2 separate regions of the Homo sapiens genome follow, and region 2 is linked to region 1. The links are chromatin loops, found by intact Hi-C in ENCODE. Cell type or tissue: adrenal gland. All regions are shown on one strand.

Region 1 (8,000 bases):
CCTGGTCACACACCCTCCACGGAAGGCCACTCAAGGGCAGACCCGTAGCAGAGCAGACCCTCAGGGACTGGGCCCAACCTCGGGAGCCAGCCCCTGCCAGGTGGGGCTGAAGTCTGTTCACTCCTGTTCCCTAAGCCTGGACCACCTTCTACACAGGCTGCAGCTGCTGGGAGGCCCCAAGCTCATGCAGCGCAACTCTTCCAAGGCCCAGCCTGCTCAGACGATTCGGCCCAAAGCACAAAGCATGGCAGACACCTTCCGTAAGCCAAAGAACTGGGAGTAGTCCTCCACCTGGGACCCTGACAACCGCCAAGGGCAGAGACCCTCTTGGCCAAACCTCCAAGGCAGCATGAAGCATGGAAGGACCTTCCCCAGCCCAGCGCCCACAGCAGCATGCTCTCTCAACAGGGATCAAAGTCCACGCCCGACCGCCATGTGACACAGACAACCAGTGTAGCCTGAGGACCTCAACAGCAGCCCCGACATTCCAGCGACTGGCCCTCGCCACTGTGGGCTTGCCACTCAGATTTAAGGGGACCCTCAAGAAAAGAGGATAGGAGCTTCAGAGAAGATCAAACCGGGTCCTCTCTTCTAAGGATGCTTTCTGGAAGGGACACAACAGGACCTCAGAAAGCAGCAATGAGCCTCCTCCCTACAGATCAGAGAAGCACAAACAGGGTCAGGCCAGGGGTCTGCCCAGCAACCACACACAGGAGTCCTAAGAGAAGGTTGTTGGTGGCCATCCCCAGGCCACCTCCTCTGGGCTTACACATCAGGCTTTGCTAGTTAAGGGGTGGGGTGAGGGGGACAGCACAGTCCCCACGAATGGCACTCCCAACCTTTGGGAGTGTAGAAAGAGCTTCACACAATAAATACAAACAGAGCTGAGGTTTCTCCAGCCATGAGAAGAAACAAGTTGGTTTGTGTGCCTACTTTGGTTACCTAAGTCAGTCAGTCTGAGTTCACAGTATAAGCAACACATCTAAATAGAATATTGGGAGCTCCTGTCAGCGCTAGGTTTCCCAAACAAAGAAGCCAAAAACTAAAAGAAAAAGGGCTGCAACAGGAATTCTTAGTTATTAGATACTAAGCGTTCTGTGCATGGCACATTTTATTTCTATAAAACTATTACAAAATATTCAAAAATACATTTTAGTAAATTTACAGCGTTATTTCTCAATTTATTAATGCAAAAACATCCTTTGTTTTCTCTGTACAAACTGCAGGCTCCATCCTCGTGGGCTCGTCACTATGTGCGCTTTTAAAAAATATTATTTTCTAATAAATTCTTTGAAGTTAAAAATAACAGTTCTTCCAGTTTGTCCAAAAAAAAAAAAAAAAAAAAAAAAGAAAAGAAAAGAAAAAGAAAAGTGTGTGTGTATGTTGTGTGTGTAACAGTCTTGGCTTCCAAGAATGTGGCAAAATGGTGAATACAAAGGGAATATGAAACCATAAAGACAACAGAGGAGATGGCTGTTACATCGGAAACTAGTTAAATTAAAATAATATATTTTCATATTTTACACTATTTCAAAAATGAAATGTAATTCAGTTAAGTATTGATCTCTCAAAAAATCTAATTTACAATTCTGTGTATAAAAATATAATTTGTGGACCCCCATGAAGCACGTTTGAGTTTGCACTTGCTGAGAAGCAGGAGATGGAAGGGAGGGATGGCGGGGACAGAGGTTTGCTTTCTGACAGCCGGGACGAGGGACATGTAGAAAAATAGACTCTGAGCAGGTTGCTTGGCCTCACAAAATAATCTTTCCCCCGTGAGTACAGTTCACATGATCATAATAAATTATCCAAGAAACAAACTATTTAAGGCTCTTGAAGGTCCGGTTCATATTATTTAAAACATCTATTCATACCAAACAAATAAATAGCCAGGAGAGGAGGAAAAAATAACCAAAATAAAACAATAACCAAAAAAATTCAAAAAATATATATCAACTAAGCACAACAACAAAACTTCCCGGGGTCCTTGTTTCCTTAGAGTCTACTTTGGACTGTCCTACTTTATTATTCTTATTCTTATTATAACTCAGTCTGGTTCGTGCGCCTTTTCCGAGTGTCTTTTTGCTTTGCGTTGCTGTTGCTGCCCCGCCCCGCCCCCTCCCGCGCCCCTCCCCCGGCCCCCCGGCTTCAGCTGGACTTGACCGCCATGCCCAGCGGGTGCAGGGCCTCGCTGTCCAGGAGCCAGGTGCCTATTTGGTAGAGCAGCTGCGAGTACCAGTGGATGCCCGCGGTGGCCCCCGCACCCGGAGCGTCGGCAGCACCTGGAGCGGTTAGGGCTACTCTGCCGCCGCCGCCCCCGCGGTCCCCGCCGCCGCTGTCCCCGCCGCGGTCCGTGCGCGCGGGCGCCAGTGCAGCCAGGAGCGCGTGCGCCAGGCGGAAGGGCGCGAAGGCCCGGTGCGCCCAGCTGTGCTCCTCGATGACCGCGTAGCACGAGGCCAGCACCCGGTTGATGAGAATGGTGCCCTGGGCCGTGAGCGGCGCGTAGGCGCCCGCGGCCTCCTCGCTTAGGGTCACGCTGTGCACAGCGGCGGGCAGGAGCCGGCGGTCCCCGTCACGCTCGGCCACCACGTACACGCGCTGGCCCGGGCGCACGCGGCTGGCGAACAGCGCCCGAGGCCCCAGTGCGCCCCCGGAAGGCGGCCCCGAGCCCGAGGACGCCTCGGGCTCCCCGGTGGCCGAGTCGTTGTGCGGCGCCACAAAGAGCAGGTGCGCGGCGGTGAGCAGCAGGCGCTCGCGCGGCTCCCGCGTCTCGATCACGTAGAAGACCTTCTTGGCGCCGTCGTCGCGGTCCAGGAAAGTGAGGAAGTCGCTGTAGAGCAGCCGGCCCTGGTCGTCCGCCGCCAGCACGCGGTCCCCGGGGCTCAGGTCCTTCACCAGCTTGGTGCCGCCCTGCTCCAGGTGCACCGTGGCCGAGCCCGGGAAGCAGCCTCCCGATTTGGCCGCCACCGAGTTCTCTGCGGGTGAGGAGAAGGGAAAGAAGAGAGGACAGGGCATTGAGTTCCGAGAGGGAGGCGCGTCTCGGGGAGGAGGGCGCACGCTTGGTGCCCGCGCTCCTAGGCCAGGGGTGCGCAAGGCGCGGGGCGGGGCGATTGATTCCAGGCGGGTCCCGCACACACCTCCCTCCCCCAACCCCACTGCCCCAGGGACAGGATTCCGACACATTCCTTAACGACTCTCTAAGTCTGGGCTGGCGGTCACAGAGGTTGGCTGGCGTTTCCTGCAGAGGCCGGTGACACTCTTTCCTTCCGCCTTCCTCCAACCCCACCCCCAGCTCCGCACACACCCGGCCTCGCCGCGAATCCATCCAGAGGGTGTTTGCTCTGCACTTGGATTCCTCAGGAAGCCTCCTTGAGCTCCCGCGGGCGCCGGGCGCACCCTCCTTCCCTCCCGCCCCGGCGCGGGGCGCGGCGCCTGCTCGCGCACTCAGCACCCGGGCTGCGCGGCGGAAACCCCTGGCCCGCCTGCCCGCCTGCCCGCCTGCCCGCAGCACCCTGCCGCGCCTCGGCGTGGGCCTGCGGAGGGGCGGGGGCGGGGAGTGAAAAATAGCTGCAGTAGTTGTAGCAACTGGACAAACATTCCAGAGATTGGCCGAGGTGTGAAAATCCGAGGCTTGTGTGGATTTTCTAATTAAAATCCAATAAAGGGCCCAGCATTGTCATTGTGATTTCTGGGATAAACAGGAGACACTCTTGGAAGGGGACACTTCCATTTTCTCCCCTCCCTGTTCTCAGCTCACTCTCTCCCCAGCTCGCGGGCCTCCCCCTCCCTATTTGCTCAGGTGCAACCCCCCCCCACCCCGTGTGCAATTCACAAGCACTATTTGCACAGCCAGGCCTCTCTTCCAAGCACTCAAGATGTGTATTTGAATTTTAAATGGCGGGGCCTGTTCGGAGCGCTGGAAGCGCCGGGTCTCAAGGCCCCTTGACTACCCGCTTTCTCGAGCCCTCTGTCGCTCTCTGAGGCTCACTGTCCCCAGGACAATAATTGAAGTTGGGGCGGAGCGCAGGGGGCCGGGGAGGAGGGCGGGGAGGGCCGTCTTCTTTGCATTCCAATCTCCGGGATCATGCTTTTTGCAAATAGAGATTGCCAGAAAGAATCTTCCTGCTGGAATTACAGGGGGCTTTTAATCTTCTCATCGGTTTCTCTGGCATGAAGTGCGGGGCTGGCCGTTGGAGGCCCTCCGTAGCCCCCCGGAATGCGACCCCGGGCGCTGGCGAGCCCGAGTCGTCGAGTCGCACGGCCCGGCTTGACACGCTGCGCCCCGCGCCCCCGCCCGTGTGCTCAGAATGCCAATGAGCGGCTCCCGCGCCGCGGCTCCGCTCTCCCGGCGCGATCCGGGGGATGGATTAGCGCTGCTCACTTGGGAGGAGGCCTCCGGAGACCCCCGCTAGGGGGACCCCGCGGGCAGGGAGCCGGGGAGGAGGTTTTGCGCAGGGGGCGCCCTGGGCCCAGGGGCCGCCGCCGAGCCCGCGAGGTGGGGGCGCCGCCTCCTGCCTGCCTGCAGCCGGGAGCTCTCCGGGCCGCACACCCGCCCCTGCCGCCCCCGCTCCACGCCTTTGCTTTCTGTGGGGACGAGAAGCCACTCTAGCCTTTACCTACAAGTGTGCCTTGACACCTTAACAGTGTTTTCCTACTAACATAGTGCCATTAACATGGAATTTAGGAGACAAGTAGGGAAGCCTGGAAGGGGGTTGAGGAAGGCAGAGTTTCCCCGAAATTCACCGTGAACGGCTTTGCTAAACGTGCCAATTTATGCGGGCGGAGAAGAGCGCTGTGCACACAGCCTCGGGCCGGAGGTTTGCGTGCGCGCGATGGCGCCTCCTCCACGGCTGTTCCTCGCCGGCAACAGCGTGTGGCGTTGCAGGCCCAGAGAAGACAGCCTCGCGCCGACTCGGGCCGGCGTTTCGGGGCCTGCCCGCCGCCCAGGGCGTCCCGGCCCGGCTCCCAGTAGGAACGCAGGCTCCGGGCGCGCCGCCTCCAGATGCTGGAGGTGGTTGCCCCTGGGTTTACTGCCGCCCACCAGGCCTCTCCCCAAAGGCAGCTTAGGATCCACGGGCGCCCGGCGGGGAGGAGCCAGGACGCGGGCTCCGGGGCAGGATAGACACCCCTGCGCTTGGGATAGCGGGTGGGGGCGGTTGGTTCTTAAGCCCTAAACGAGAGGAAGGAGCTCGCCCAGACCTGGCTAACCGCGCAGGGCTGTCTTCCCTCGCCTGGAAGGGCCTAGCGCCCCTCCCCCAGTCACGCTTTCCCACCCCCTGCAGTGGGGGCTCCAGAAGCGGGCAGGAAGCCACAGGACCCCATCTCGGGGCATGGAGAACCTTGGGCTCTGTGGCCTCAAAGGTAGGGGTGATTTCGAGGGGCCGGCACCTCACAGGGCAGGTTCCACCGCGGAAACGCAGTCATCGCCCAGCGACCCTGCTCCTGGCCCTCAGCCTCCCCCCAGGTTTCTTTTTCTCTTGAATCAAGCCGAGGTGCGCCAATGGCCTTCCTTGGGTCGGATCCGGGGGGCCAGGGCCAGCTTACCTGCTTTCACCGAGCAGTGGATATGTGCCTTGGACTCGTAGTACACCCAGTCGAAGCCGGCCTCCACCGCCAGGCGGGCCAGCATGCCGTACTTGCTGCGGTCGCGGTCAGACGTGGTGATGTCCACTGCGCGGCCCTCGTAGTGCAGAGACTCCTCTGAGTGGTGGCCATCTTCGTCCCAGCCCTCGGTCACCCGCAGTTTCACTCCTGGCCACTGGTTCATCACCGAGATGGCCAAAGCGTTCAACTTGTCCTTACACCTCTGCGAAGACAAGGGGACCCCCACCGACGGACACGTTAGCCTGGGCAACCGCCACCCCTCCCGGCCCCTCCATCAGCCTGCCCTGCCCAGTCTCAAGGCGCGAGGGCCATGCGGAGAGGTGGGGAGACGGGGGTTGGAATGGCCCAGACACACCGAAGAGCCGGGCCCTGGGCTGGGGAAGAGGGACAGCATTTGCGGAGGAGCGTGGAGGAGCACGTCCTCTCAGGGTAGAGCTGGGGGCCTTTCTCCAGGTCCTGAAACAGCCGATGCTCCTAGCGAGGCCTAAGAAGCAAATAAAGTTTCTCTGAAACAAGTGACCTGCATGTTTAAGACATCAACTACAGGACCCTCCAGGGGCACCCTCTGGGATACCCGCCCCGCCCCCACGTTGCCCTCCACTTCTAGCCCCCCTTCTGGGGCCCCTTTCTCCACCTGCGCAGCCTCCACCTTCTCCCCGCGTAGAATCCCTCACAGCAGGCCTGACAGAGACCTGGGCGCAAGTTCCCAGAAATAAAGAAAAATGCACTGCGCACTGCTTGGAGAATTGAAGGCCTTGCATTTATTTACCTCAGGCCCTAACCCTATCCGAGGCAGAGGGGAGGCGAGAAGCCGCTGGCGGGGCTGCGCGGTGGGCGGGAGCCTGGGTGGCAGGCGGCTAGGTGAGTTGCCACTTGCAGCACAGGCCGGGGCCGGGACAGACATTCTTTATCTGGACAGCCACATTCTTTTTGCCCGTCGAACCCTTTTCTGCCTGGCTTTTCTGTGGTCTGATTGTGTTTCTTGTTTTCTTTAACCTGTTCCCTTCCTCCGCTCTTGTGTTCTTGGCCCCAGCATAGAATGGCGTCCAGCAAGTTTGAAGAGCAAACTGAAGAGGTGGAGGGAGGGGGAGGGGTTTGAGAGGAGGGGGAGGGGAGACAGGAAGGCCTGAGGTCTCGGAGTCCTCCGCCTGGGGAGTTTCCCAGGAAGTTGCCTGGGAGGAGGCAGGAAACACTGACTAGGCAGATGCAGACGGGGTTACCTGGGATTCAGATTGTGGGGGTTCCCCTGGAATTCTGGGGTCACCCTCAGATAAGGATGCGACAGAAAGCAGTTGAATCCACTGTGTGTGTTTGTGGGGGCACTGACTTGCTTCCTGGATGTTTACCCTGCTGCTGCTGGTGGGACATGGGATTTAAAGAGGGGGAACTGGCACAGATGACGATGGTGGCATCCCCCAAGAAGCTGCGCCAAGTGGAGGCCGAGGGGCAATTTCAAGGTGACTTCTGCAGAGGGCGGGGCTGACCTCTAACCTCCTCCAGTCTGGAAGGATGCTCTGCTTGGAGTCTGGTTGTCGCCATGGAGGGACAGCTTCTATCCAGGGCCCTAACTGTAGCGTGGGTTGGGGGGACTCTTTCGAGAGGGTGGGGCGAGGACGCTGGCCCCACTGCTGCGGCGCTTTAAGGGGACGTGACAAATTGCGCAACAGGAAAAGTCCTGTGTATCTGGCAGCAATAAAACCCAGTAATATGGTTGTAGAGTTCAACATGCAACAACTGGGGGTGGGGTAGGGCTGGGGGCCGCCCTGGTAACAGGTCAGTGCCTGCATGTTTGTGGGCCTGCCAGCAGTTAAAAAAAAAAGTCGGAAGGGCAGAGTTTGAGTGAGGTCATCTTGAGGATTGAACGCGTTTTACATGAAAATCAATCAGTAAACCAGGGTCAGTGTAGAGCTATGATGTGAGGCCCGTTGCGCGCAGGCGCACACCACCAACACGCACAGGGACCCCCATGCAAGCCCCCCACCCCACCGCAGCTCCCTCCCCTGGGGCTGTGCCGAAGAAGCTTTAAACAGCTTCCCAGGAGGGCAGCCAGGGAGAGGGCGGCAGGGTGAGGATGACCTGGCCCCCAGCTCTGTGAGCTGCGCCACTTGGGCAGGCATGGAGGACCCCGGGCAGGGAGACCCGGGTCCAGCCGGGCCGCGACGGGAGGTGGCTGCGCGAGTGAGGGGCGGAGGCCGAGGGTTGCTGGAGTTGGCGCCCCCGCCCCTTGCGCCCTCCTCCGGCCCGGGCTCCGCGCGGCCTCGGCTGGCGGCCTCTCCTCCGCCCGCGCTGGGCGGGATTGTCGCAGGCAAAGCCGGGAAGCCCAGGCCGGTTATTAATTCATTGGGTCGTGTGCCGCGAATCAAGCCCGACTCTGTGCAGCCACCGTGAAGCCCAGC
Region 2 (8,000 bases), 740 kb after region 1:
GGATAGAAGTGATATGCTATGGAAATCCTTACATTGTATGCTATTATGAAGTTGAGTTTTAAAACATTATAATGTGCTATTAGAAAAAAATCCTTTTTTATAGTCATTATTCTTCTATGGTCATATCTTTTTATTTTGTTGATGGGCTTAAGCCAGCTTAGTTGGTTCTAATGTGATTTGATTAGCACTATACTATAGCCTTTCTCAACGAATTACAACCTCCTAGAACAACAGCCGTGGCTTCATGGCTTTTACATTCTTCACAGCAGCTACTATTTGGCTGTGTCTATGATAGGTACTCAATAAATACTTACCGAATACAATCAAAAATTCTAAAAAGTATTGATACCCGGAACCTACTACTAACCTCGATCATTCTCTCATAACTCCTTCCTATTGGCATCAAGTGCAACGGCGGCCAAGAGAATGTGAATAGGCTGATACCAACCACTCTCCGTCCCAATTCAGAAAACATCAGCCTGTAACACAGTGTGACCCAGGAAACATGCCAGAGTGTGTGTGTGTGTGTGTGCATGCGCGCGTATGTGCACGTGTGCAAGTGAAAGTAAATGCTGATTTTGTTTATAGGATTTTCATTTTTGTTGAAAAGGGAAATGGGGAAAGGATGGCCCTAAAAGGCTAAAGCATAAAAGCTTGTAAGCGAGCCCTTGAGGCTTCACTTACAGTAAACTTATTTCTACTTTACATATCATTTTAATAATCCTGGGGTTTGTCAAGTTTTTACATCGAATGTTTTATATAATAAATATCACTCATTTTTAAAATAAAATCAAAATCCAAAACCATCCACCATCTACAATTCTTTTGCAAGAACTGGAATGTGTGCTGCAAAGGAAACGATCGACAGAGTGAGGAGGCAAACCACAAAATGAGAAAATATCCGTAAACCATCCATCTGGTGAGGGGCTAAACATCCAAAATACATGAGGAACTCAAGCTACCCTGCAGCAAGAAAACAAAGAACCTGATTACAAAATGGGCAAAGGATCCAAACAGACACGTCTTAAAGGATGAGATGCACACAGCCAACAGGTACATTAAAGATGCACAACTTCTCAAGTCAGCAGGGAGGTGCACATGAAAACCACTGGATATCACCACGCGCCTGTTAGAAGGTTATTACGAAAAACACAAATGGCAAGTGTTGGCAGGGATGTAGGGAAGGGGGAAGCTTGCACATTGTGTGTAGGAATGTAAACTAGTACAGCCATTTTGGAAGACAGCATGGAGGTTCCTCAAAAAGTTAAAAGTAGCACTACCATACAATCCAGCAATCCCACAGCGGGGGAAAGACCCAAAGGAAATGAAATCAGTATGCAGAAGGGATACCTGCATTCTCAGGTTTATTGCAGCACTATTCACAATAGTCCAGATTTGGAATAACCTAAGTGTCCATCGACAGATGAATGTATAAGAAATCGTGGTATATGGCCGGGCATGGTGGCTCACGCCTGTAATCCCAGCATTTTGGGAGGCTGAGGCGTGCAGATCACGAGGTCAGGAGATCAAGAACATCCTGGCTAACATGGTGAAACCCCGTCTCTACTAAAAATACAAAAAATTAGCCAGGTGTGGTGGCGCACACCTGTACCCCCAGCTACTCTGGGGGCTGAGGCAGGAGAACCGCTTGAACCCAGGAGGTGGAGGTTGCCGTAAGCCGAGATCACACCATTGCACTCCAGCCTGGGCAACAGAGTGAGACTCCGCTCAAAAAAAAAATCGTGGCATATATACGCAATGGGATATTATTCAGCCTTAAGAAAATATAAAAGGAAATTCTGTCATTTGCAACAATAAGGATGAACCAGGAGGACATTATGCTAAGGGAAATATCCAGGCACAGAAAGAAATACTGTGTGACCTCACTTACAGTGAAATTTAAAAAGTCAGTCTCATAGACACTGGAAGCAGAAAGGTGATTTTTGCCCCAGAGGCTGTGGTGGTGGGGAGAGGACGATGCTGATCCAAGGTCTCCCTTCGCATGGAGGAAGAAGTTCTAGTGATCTAATGTGCTTCATGGCAACCACAGTTAATAATAACATACTGTATATTTCAAAATTGCTAAAAGAATAGATTTTTAACATTCTTATCACATACAAAAAAATAAGTTGGTGAGGTGATGGATATGTTAATTAGCTTGATTGAATCTTTCTACAATGTATTACCTAGATCAAAACATCACAGTTTACCCCAAAAGTATACACAATTATTTGTCAATTAAAAACAATATGTGGCCAGGCACAGTGGCTCACACCTGTAATCCCAGCACTTTGGGAGGCCGAGGAGGGCAGATCACCTGAGGTCAGGAATTCGAGACCAGCCTGGCCAACATGGTGAAACTCTGACCCTACTGAAAAATACAGAAACTAGCTGGGTGTGGTGACGGGTGCCTGTAATCCCAGCTACTTGGGAGGCTGAGGCAGGAGAATCGCCTGGACCCGGGAGGTGGAGGCTGCAGTGAGCCAAGATGGTGCCACTGCACTCCAGCCTGGGCGACAGAGCAAGACTCCATCTCAATAGTAATAATAATAATAATAATAATAATAATAATAATGTAAAAAGTAATGTCTATTAAAAAAGTAGGGTAAGTACACTTTTGATGAAGATTTTTGTTTGATTAAACAAAGAACTAGAATGTGTTTGGGACTAGAGGTGGAATAAAACATTATTTTCTCAGGTTGATTTTTCACTCACAGAATCAGGAAGGCATTCCAATTCATTGAAAGGAGAGGCAGAGTGGGCGAACCTGCACCGGGCACGCGCACATGTGAGAAGCGCTGCCTGTGGCCGCTGGGAGGCTGCGCCATGGCCCGCTCCGGAGAGCTGCGAGGTGGCTCTGCGAGGTTTGGCTGGAGCTGGGCAGCGAGGCCTGCCCACGGGTGGGAGAGCCGCCGACCCGTCATGTTTGCTTCTCCCGCGCGCAGCCTCATGGGCCTGCGGTGAGATTTATGGTATCTATTATTGAGTTGTAGATCAGCCGAGATATTGCATGTCAGTGTAAACACCTTTTCACACTCTTCACCATATAACTTGTCATTTTTAATCTCCTACATTGATGTTAAACATCTCCTTACCATCAAACTGTAAATACAGCATGGACCATTTTTCTACGTGACTAAAAAGAGTGATTGAAGAGCTGATTAAAAAAAAAATTCCTTGATTTATTTCACCCGAGTTTCCTCAGAAATATGCTATGATTTATGTCCTAGCAGAGGCTGTCTGATTAGTTCACTCTGGGCTAAAAAGGCAAACCATTAAAGGCATTAAAATTTCAACAAGAACGTTATCTCCACAGTCAGCACAATAGTGACATCTTGTGCCTAGGAACTCGGGAGATAGCACAGCCCTGCCACTTCTCGGGTCAAACCTGGGGCCCCAGGAACCAGCACACGGCCAACCGCGCACAAAGACTAAACTATTTAAAACGTTGACGGTTCCTCCATAGACGGACGGACTCCAGCAAGGGAGGCTGCTTTTTGAGTTAGACTTTCCATGTGCAGAACACAACTGGGTGGTCCTAGCGCCTTTTCTCATCATACAAGAGAGTCTGCAGCTTCCAGGCGTTCCAGGGCCAGGGTTCCAGCCCCACTCAGGCCAACTTTAAATCACGAGCCCATTCTTCTTCTGTAAAGTAAAGGCCTCAAGTCTGAGGTCAAACTTTTCATATTTACAGTTCTTGGATTATTTTCATTAGGAAGACTATTAAAAGGAAATAGAAAGCCTGTCGCATTGTCAGTTAACACATTTTGTATCACATTAAGACAAAGACAGTGCCTCTCTGTCTCAAGGCGTCCTCGGTTAACACTAACAGTTACCTGTAGGCACAGACCCAGGCAACCACAGAACTCCAGCACAGCACACAGAAGGCGCTTCCGTGGCTCCCACACACCTGAAGGTCAGCTAGGGGTCAGCCGATCTAGGCTGGGTTCAGCTAGAGCAGCTCACCTCTGCTCCTCCAGTCTCTTCCTGGGAAGAGTGGGCTATCCTGGGCCAGGTCCCAACTCAAAGGAAGTGGGCTATCCTGGGCAAGTCCCCAACACAAAGGAAGAAGTGCAAGAGGCTGGGGGAAAAAAGGCCTCTGAGTTCTAGGCTTATGCCCCGTTCCATACGTCAATGCAACTCACACATCTGAATCCAAAGTCCAGGGCAGGAAAATGCAAAGCACCCCTTCAGCAGGTGGAGCTGCAGAGTCACATGTGTGAAGTCATGTGAATAACCCGAAGTCTAAGGAGGAGTAAAGGAGGGAACAGGAAGGCAATCTACCACTCCACACTGGGAGAAAAGTGAACGGAAATGCAGAGACCCCATCTGCATTTCCATTGTTCCTTGCACAGTAAACGCTCCAACCAACCCAACTACCAGAACCCACTTATTTGATTTAATTTAATAAGTATTTGTTTTGACTCTGTCTGACCAAGCCTTGGTGGTAGGCCAGAATCGGGGAACTGGTTTACCCACCTCCTACTCAGGCCTCTGGACATGCACCGCCTGGCCAGAGATCACACCAGGTAATACGGGGGCATATGCATTCAATACTAATGAGGCTTCCTGCTCATTACACAGAACACCAGAAAACACACACAAGATAAGTACAGGTTTCATTCAATCACTCTTTGAAAACACATCATCAAATTCAAATGAGTAAAGCAAACAGGTGTGTATTCCGAAGTAAAAAAAATTAAAAATTTTCTTTTTATAAAGAACTTTAGCATAAAAACCTGGATGTGAGAAACCTGGGAATACCTTAGTCAACAATTTGGATATAAAATTATTTTTAATTTGTTGGCACTGAGGTAATATTTTTTTTCTCAGTATGATGGCCTTTTTATCCAAGCATATATTTGTGAATTTTGTGTTAGACTTATTCTATATCTGACACATTTCGTGAATGGGCCGGAAAGGTCTCCTGACATCAGTTACAGGCCTGAGAAAACTCATTACTACAGCGTTTTAACAATTTTAAATTCAGGTGTTCCCTGTAGAGTAACAGATGAAATGCACACAGGATCTCTTGGGGAGGAGACTGAGAAACGTGGCACAAAGCTGTTGTTGCCCAGGAAACAGACACAGCAGCAGAAAACCACGGGAGGGCTGCCTCCCGGTCCGTCATCATTGGAAAGCCTCCTGTGCTGCAACTGCTGTCCTTCCAGCAGTTAGAAATCACGGAAGTGAACACGGATGATGATGAGGATGAAGGGAAGGGGTGGCTGCACGGCGAGATCTCTCATCCATCAGAAACTGGGTCTTCTCCAAGCTCTGAAAGACTCTCTTGGAGGTGCATGTTGCACTAAGGAGCAAAGTGACAACATCCAAAATGTGCTTTTCTCAGTTCAGCAGAGAAGTTGTACACACATCAGTTCAACATGGCAAGAACGCTCACCAACGATTATCTGCACCCGTGTGCTCCTCACAGCATTCTTCAACCTTCCTGCTGCGCTTGAGCCTTTTCCAAACAAAAACGTTTAAAACATTCAAAAATAAATAAATGTCCTCTTGCGGGCTTCTTGCCAAGATGTCATTATAGCATCAGTTTTGAGGTTCCCTCTCAGGCCCAAACATTTACCATGACAGATAAAATCTACCAACCACACCACCCCCCGCCCCACCCCCTGCCAAAAAAAAAAAAAACATGATCAAGCTCAAATTTAGCTAAATAACTCTATGAACCAAAGGTGATACAAAAATGGAAAGCTGGCTGAGCATGGTGGCTCACACCTGTATTCCCAGCACTTTAGGAGGCTGAGGTGGGTGGATCACTTGAGGCTAGGAGTTCAAGACCAGCCTGGACAACATGGTGAAACCTCATCTCTATTAAAAATACAAAAATTAGCTGGGCGTGGTGGTGCATGCCTATGATCCCAGCTACTCAGGAGGCTGAGGCAGAAGAATTGCTTGAACCCAGGAGGCGGAGCTTGCAGTGAGCCGAGATGGCGCCACTGCACTCCAGCCTGGCAACAGAGCGAGACTCCATCTCAAAAAAAAAAAAAAAAAAAAAAAAAAAAAAAAAAAAAGGAAACCTGAGAGTAGTGGAGTTTGAAAACAGCACGACAACCATGACACAGCATCCCCGAGGTACCAGGTAAACCAGGCTCACAGACGAGCAGGGCCAGAGGAGGGTCCGACCCGTTTAACGCAGCCAGCAACATTAACACTAGAACCAGAGCGGGAAAATGCAGGAAAACGTCACTTGCCATCCCTGCTCTTGCTCACACACGCAAGAATTCCAAACTCAATATTAGCACATCAGCCGTGTATACAGATCATTTATCATGGCAACGTGGGATTTAACCCAAGAGTGAAAATGGTTCAACACCAGAATATCTACAAAGTAACTACTAAGTTAACCTAACAGATTAAAGAAGAAAAGACATATGCTCTCCTCAGTTGATTCAGAAAAATCATTTTATAAAATTAACAATCATTCATGTGTTTAAACAATATACAAAATAGAAAGGAACTTTCTTAACCTGACTTTTTTTTTTCCAAAAAAAAAAAAAAAAAAAAGGGTCGGGGGAAGAATCAAAAACTCACAGCAGGGCATGATGAAATTTCAGCTCACTGCTAGGTGCCTGTCTAATTCTTCAAATCAGTATAGGGTTGCTTTTCCCTTGCAGCTTCCAAGAGGACAGTTATTTATTATTGATGTTTTAAATTTTTTTTATTTGGAAAAAGCTCAAGTTGCTGATGTAGGAGGTTGCTTGTGGTGAGCCAGTGCTCCTGCCAATATTAAACAGAAAATCTGGGGAAAAAAAAAAAAAAACACCCCGAAGATCTGTTTGAAAGCATTGAAGCACCACAGAGACCACAGGACTTGAAACGGCCAAACCACGGAGAAGGGTAAGCTCCCCAGAGAGGGGGCCACGTCCTGCAGCTTCTCCCATCAAGCCTGATATAGAGCGAGACTGCGGTCTGCACAAAGGGCCGGTCCTGAGGCCACGACTGAGAGGCAGAGACCCCACCCAGGCTTCGGCAGGCTCATGTGGATGGAGAACTAAAATGAGAGACTCGAGGGACCAGGTTCCCCCTGAGAAGGGGAGGGATAAACCAGTCCTGGCGGGTGTCAGCATTTTCCTTCACACATACGCTGCCTTATGAGGCTGCAAGGGGTGGAAAGGCACCAAGCCAAAAAGAAAGCCCCAAGCCACAGTAGCGAATGTTTAGCAAGTTCTAGAAAAATCAAGGCTTGGAGATTAGCACCTGCCGAGAAGAGGAGCCTGCTGATCCCCACGGCCTTTGGCTGAGACCCCAGGAGGGGAGAGGCACACAGAGCCCAGCTGACGGCCCAGCCTCAAGTCAGCTTAGACCACAGCGAGGGAAAGGCAACCATCGCCTCCTTGATCTGCCTCGCACAGAAAGCATGAACCCTCTCTGGGAGCAGACAACACCCAGAGATCTCACAACTGTTCATATACAAGGTCTAGAATTCAGGGCGGGCAGGGGAATTCCAGGCACATTAACGTGACAGAACTCAGTGACCAAAAGTCAGGGGAAACAAGTCAACAGAAATACACCCACCTTTGATGCACATATTGAAATTACCGGGTAAGGAATTTAAAATAGTTTATGGATATGTTCAAGGAAATGATGGGGAAAATAATGAAAAATGGGAAATCTCACCAGAGAATTGACATCTATTAAAAAGAACCAAATGGGAATTTTAGAACTGGAAAATACAATAATTGAAATTAAGAACTCAACAGATGGGTTTAACAGCAGATGATACCCAGCAGAAGAAAGGGTCATGAACTAGAGTCCAGGTCAATGGAAAATGTCGCGACTAAAGCACAGAGAAGAAAAGGGTGGGGACTGCAGAAGACAGCATGATAGGCCTGCTGGACTTCAGGGAAATGACCTAACATGCCTCAAACTGCAGATCCAGAGAGAAACCAAAGCCAGAGTACAGAAAAACCACTGTTTAAAGAGATCATCGGTAACATTTTCCAAAACTAATGAAAGACATCATCAAGGCAAGCCATACA

What was found. A loop is a pair of places that touch in the nucleus more often than their neighbours do. Peaks named below come from ENCODE experiments on the same cell type or tissue, not always from the same donor. Only the 100,000 strongest peaks of a DNase experiment are listed, where the experiment ranks them.
Region 2: a loop joins it to region 1, with 3 times the contacts of the local background. A loop is called at or near these places in 2 of 110 quality-filtered maps.

The regions. Positions count from the first base shown.
Region 1 is chr7:155,800,752-155,808,751 of GRCh38, forward strand. It overlaps SHH (sonic hedgehog signaling molecule), which reads right to left. Exons shown (of 3, transcript NM_000193.4): 2 at 5,545-5,806; 3 at 1-2,975. The coding sequence ends at 2,149. Among named protein-coding and RNA genes, the nearest start is that of SHH, 7.7 kb to the right of the region's middle. RefSeq lists a silencer at 4,329-4,508 and enhancers at 4,415-5,384, 5,385-6,353. In adrenal gland, no CTCF peak of the experiment used is centred here; DNase peaks (open chromatin) are centred at 4,634 and 4,840; H3K4me3 peaks cover 2,058 bases; H3K27ac peaks cover 1,671 bases; H3K27me3 peaks cover 1,211 bases.
Region 2 is chr7:156,541,063-156,549,062 of GRCh38, forward strand. The region is part of intron 2 of RNF32-DT (RNF32 divergent transcript); the gene reads right to left. It overlaps LINC00244 (long intergenic non-protein coding RNA 244), which reads left to right. Exons shown (of 1, transcript NR_024119.1): 1 at 1-39. Among named protein-coding and RNA genes, the nearest start is that of LINC00244, 4.6 kb to the left of the region's middle. In adrenal gland, a CTCF peak has its summit at 3,334 (motif pointing left); no DNase peak of the experiment used is centred here.